Regions from separate parts of the Homo sapiens genome. Here region 1 is linked to region 2. A link is an interaction called in ENCODE POLR2A ChIA-PET data of the cell type or tissue named here. Cell type or tissue: Panc1. All regions are shown on one strand.

Region 1 (2,500 bases), 310 kb after region 2:
GAGCCATGGTGCCTGGCCTAGGAATGACACTTTTATTTGTCCCTTTTAACCTGCAGTTATTCCAGCTACTCAATCTTTCCAACAGCTGACCACGGCCAATTTGTGTTCATTAAGATGTTTCCATGAAGAACCCCTTAAGAAGGGGTGTTGGCCCAAGATATCATTGATGATGAGGGATGGGGAGATGCTAAAATACTAGGCGTTAACTGAAGTGCTCAGACTGACAGCCTTGTTTATTCCCACTGTGTAACCCTCTTCAGTGCCAGTGGCCCACGGGTACAGAAGCCAGGCAATGGTTCGGGGCCACAGTTTGCTCTGGCATGGGGCACTATGAGAGGTCCAGGGGGATGGGCCTGTCATAATCCAAACCCATGCATGACAGCCTTTTTAGATAAAGACTTTCTTATTCTACGCTTTCACTCGTAATAATGAATGCACTGATGTGAACACTCACGGCCAAACTCCTTGGCTTTCTGTACCCCGCCTGCCACTCCTGACCAATATCCCACACGTCGGCCTAGGCAGAATGCCTTGCAGTTCCCTGAACATATTGTATTACTTGACGCTGGGTCTTCTGAGGTATCAAAATTCATCTTGAGCACCACATGCTCTGAGATACCTCCCCAGCACCCTGAGAAATGACTCAGGGTCTTTTCTCAGTCATTTCAGCCGCGCATGCTCGAAAACTCATCTGCTAGGCTCCGGCTCCCTGAGGGCCTGGTTGCACCTCATCTGAGTCCTCAGTGCATGCCAACAAGTACTGAATGAATGAGGGAGCAGAGGAAGGAATACATGAATGCAGAGGTACTGAGGTTACCAAATATCCCAGCCCTGGGTGAGACACCACAATGCTTGCATTTTTTAGGGCTTTAAGTAGTGCTATTCTATCACCCATTCTAGAGGAGGCTATTGATAGGGATTCTTGGGACAAACCCTTTTGCATCCTCAAATAAATATCACATTGTGGTTAACAAACGAGGTGGTCTTTCTTTGCATATCAGATTCTCCCCTAAATTAGCTGAAGCCTGTAAACTTCAATCATGAGAGCTGGCTGATGCAACTTACTTGTAATACAGCAAACTGAGTTCAAGCAAAACGCATTTGAAATATGAGACTGACTGGCCTAAGCAGTACATTTCAAAAGGATGGGTAGGATTTTTGTACTTGGGCAGTCACAGTTCTGAAAGTTGGCCTGTGATCAGAGAGAGTCCGGGCTGCCTCTGCTGAACCTCTGGGGAACACTGAGCAAGCAAGCTGAGATCTGTTCTTCCAGGGCTCAGAAGCTGCTGGACCCATGCCCGGACTGGCAGAGGCTGTAACTCTCTTCCACTCCTTCTCTACCTACAGATCCTCCCTGTCCTCTACGTGCTCTGAGAAGTCAAGAGGAGGCTTTAGAGCTTGTTTTGACTTCACTCCTGCCCTGGGACTCTGTTCTGTGCAAAGGCACACTCATTTAGAGAAGAAAAAAATATGAACATGCTCTTGGCTCTGCCTTTGAAAACCAGAAAGCTAGTTTTGTTTTTGTTTTGAGACGGAGTCTCGCTCTGTCGCCCAGGCTGGAGTGTAGTGGCGCGATCTCCGCTCACCACAAGCTCTGCTGCCCGGGTTCATGCCATTCTCCTGCCTCAGCCTCCCGAGTAGCTGGGACTACAGGTGCCCGCCACCACGCCCGGCGAATTTTTTGTATTTTTAGTAGAAATGGGGTTTCACCACGTTGGCCAGGATGGTCTCGATCTCCTGACCTCATGATCTGCCCGCCTTGGCTTCCCAAAGTGCTGGAATTACAGGCGTGAGCCACCACGCCCGGCCTGAAAGCTAAGGCTTTAATCACAGCAGCACAATTTCCCTGCACTAACCACTCAGTACCTACTAACGTTTCAGCTTTCAAAACGAACCTACCTTCCCAAGCACTGAATTCAAGTCCAGCGCATTGGTGGTTAAAGTCGTGGGCTCATCCGCTTGGATTATGTTGGTTACATCCAAGTCTGCATCTGGTGTTTGAATCATCTTGGAGAGGCCATCAACTGCAGCTTTCAACTCATACAGACGTTTTAAAATATCATCTTGGCGGGACTCAAGAGCTTGCAGAGACAGGTTAGACTCTTCCTAAACAAACCAACAGCCAAATGTTCATTTCCTCTCCCATCAGACCAGTGTTGTTTAAATTTGATCACTTGTCTTACTTTGCCATGCACTCACCAAACCTCCCACCCTTTAAAAGAAGACATTATGGGCTGGGTGTGGTGGCTCACGCCTGTAATCCCAGCACTTCGGGAGGTCCAGGTAGGCAGATCATCTGACGTCAGGAGTTCAAGACCAGCCTGGCCAACATGGTGAAACCCCGTCTCTACTAGAAATACAAAAATTAGCCTGGCATGGTGGCACGCAACTGTAATCCCAGCTACTCGGGAGGGTGAGGCAGGAGAACCACTTGAACCCAGGAGGTGGAGGTTGCAGTGAGCCGAGATGGCACCACTGCACTCCAGCCTGGGTGACAGAG
Region 2 (2,500 bases):
GCCATCACACCTGGCTAATTTCACCTGGCCAACATGGCGAACCCTCATCTCTACTAAAAATACAAAAAATGAATTAGCTGGGCATGGTGGCAGGCACCTGTAATCCCAGCTACTCAAAAGGCTAAGGCAGGAGAATCGCTCGAACCTGAGAGGTAGTGGTTGCAGTGAGCCGAGATCGTGCCATTGCACTCCAGCCTAGGCAAAAAGAGCGAAACGCCATCTCAAAAAAAAAAAAAAAAAAAGCCTCTATTATTTGCTAATTTGAGGGTGGGGAACTAAGCCCACGAAATGTTCTCCACTAGGCCGGGCGTGGTGGCTCACGCCTGTAATCCCAGTACTTTGGGAGGCCAAGGCGAGTGGATCATGAGGTCAGGAGATGGAGACCATCCCAGCTAACTTGGTGAAACCTTGTCTCTATTAAAAATACAAAAAATTAGCGGGCTTGGTGGCATGCAACTGGTCGCCCAGCGTGGGCGACAGAGCAAGACTCTGTCTCAAAAAAACAAAAACCTTAATACGGCTGGGCATGGTGGCTCACACCTGTAATCCCAGCACTTTGGGACGCTGAGGTGGGTGGATCACCTGAGGTCAGGAGTTCAAAACCAGCCTTACCAATATGGTGAAACCCTGTACTGGAGACTGTCATAAAGATCTCAGTGTTTGTTAGGAAATATTTGGTGGGTGTAGATGCTCTTAAGACCCATGTGTCTTCATTTTAGAACTTTAATTTGATTCCCTTTCCTAGGTTCATATTGAGATCCATTGAAGGCCCTCCCAGACTGACGAAGGCGTGACCTCAGGCCCACCGCATCCAAGAACACGAAGCATGAGGGACAGAAGAGGGCCCCTCGGCACCTGCCTGGCACAAGTGCAGCAGGCCGGAGGAGGTGACTCGGACAAACTATCATGCAGCCTTAAGAAAAGAATGCCGGAGGGCCCTTGGCCTGCAGATGCACCCTCCTGGATGAATAAGCCTGTGGTTGATGGAAATTCACAAAGTGAGGCATTATCACTGGAAATGAGAAAGGATCCGAGCGGGGCTGGCCTCTGGCTTCACAGTGGCGGCCCAGTGCTTCCATATGTGAGAGAATCAGTAAGAAGAAATCCAGCCTCAGCAGCCACTCCGAGCACAGCCGTGGGTTTGTTCCCTGCTCCAACAGAGTGTTTTGCTCGGGTGTCCTGCAGTGGTGTTGAAGCTCTGGGGCGGCGAGACTGGCTGGGAGGAGGGCCCAGGGCCACTGACGGCCACAGAGGACAGTGCCCCAAAGGAGAGCCTCGGGTGTCACGACTGCCACGCCATCAAAAAGTGCCGGAAATGGGAAGTTTTCAGGATGACCCACCAAGTGCTTTTCCCAAGGGTCTGGGCTCTGAGTTGGAACCCGCTTGCCTGCACTCCATCCTGTCTGCAACGCTGCACGTGTATCCCGAAGTGCTCCTGAGTGAGGAGACAAAACGCATTTTCCTTGACCGTTTAAAGCCCATGTTTTCAAAGCAAACAATAGAATTCAAGAAAATGCTTAAAAGCACCTCAGATGGTCTGCAGATAACACTGGGGTTACTGGCTCTGCAACCTTTTGAATTAGCAAATACATTATGCCATAGTTAAGGTACAAGCAGAACAATACCAATAGATTAATTTTAAGAGTTGTCTTAGAATGATTTCTTTCGCATTAAGTCTGGATGCAAACTGTGCAGCCCTTAGGTTCCTGCTGTAGTTTTGTACGACCTGGCAGACTTAAAGTAAATTGAGTTTAAATTCAAAGCCAGTTGATGCGGAAGGAACTTTTTTGGCATGTGTTAAATTGTGCTTTAAAAGACATATAAAGAATTGGGAAACATTTCAGGAGACGATCATAGCCTGTATAAATACCAGATTAGAACATACGGATTTACCATGAAGTTCTGTCTTCAACATCCATTCTAAAGGGCTACTGTCCCAAATCCTGTGTGTCCTTTTGACTTGTCTGATCACCCAATGGAAGTGGATACTTGTAAAGTCTACACCACTGTACTTGGCGTTAAATCTTGCTGAATTCGTGGTAAGCTGTTACCATGTCTACATTTTGTAGAATGATTTTGGTCTGCAGCAAAATTCGATTTCACTTCTCATACCCCTTTCCTTCCACTTGAAATGCAATTTAGACAGAGGCCCTGTGGTGAAAGTTGCAATATTAAGTTTACCTTTAGAAGATCCCTTCTCAAACTCAGAACCCTAGCAGTGTTACCTTAAACAAAAATGAGCTCGAGAAAAAAGTAGCTCAGTTACAGAGAAGCAAATCGAGTTATTTCCCACATAAAAAGTTTCCCAGATTCTAAGAATTGCAGTATCCTGTACCCTAAAATTTTTCAAGGTGACTCCTGTTGTCGTCTGTTGATAACTTTAATAAAGGTCATTTAAGGACATAAGTTTTTAAAGACTCCCAAAGTGAAACTTAAACATTTTCGGGATTATCGATTGCATATATCAGTTTATGCTGTGTGCTGAATTACTATGCCATGT

The links. ChIA-PET counts read pairs that join two places held together with the same protein. Peaks named below come from ENCODE experiments on the same cell type or tissue, not always from the same donor. Only the 100,000 strongest peaks of a DNase experiment are listed, where the experiment ranks them.
Region 1: POLR2A ChIA-PET joins it to region 2 with 14 read pairs; 7 of 35 experiments call an interaction of 5 or more read pairs at or near these places.

What each region holds. Positions count from the first base shown.
Region 1 is chr7:6,014,752-6,017,251 of GRCh38, reverse strand. It overlaps AIMP2 (aminoacyl tRNA synthetase complex interacting multifunctional protein 2), which reads right to left. Exons shown (of 4, transcript NM_006303.4): 2 at 1,900-2,106. SNORA80D (small nucleolar RNA, H/ACA box 80D) reads right to left here and starts at 375; the gene lies at 241-375. RefSeq lists an enhancer at 1,327-1,426. In Panc1, no CTCF peak of the experiment used is centred here; a DNase peak (open chromatin) is centred at 1,123; H3K27ac peaks cover 2,186 bases.
Region 2 is chr7:6,329,481-6,331,980 of GRCh38, reverse strand. FAM220A (family with sequence similarity 220 member A) reads left to right here. Exons shown (of 2, transcript NM_001037163.2): 2 at 746-2,500. The coding sequence starts at 827. The coding sequence ends at 1,606. It overlaps SMIM10L3 (small integral membrane protein 10 like 3), which reads left to right. Exons shown (of 2, transcript NM_001395995.1): 2 at 746-2,500. The coding sequence ends at 766. Among named protein-coding and RNA genes, the nearest start is that of FAM220A, 18 kb to the left of the region's middle. In Panc1, no CTCF peak of the experiment used is centred here; no DNase peak of the experiment used is centred here.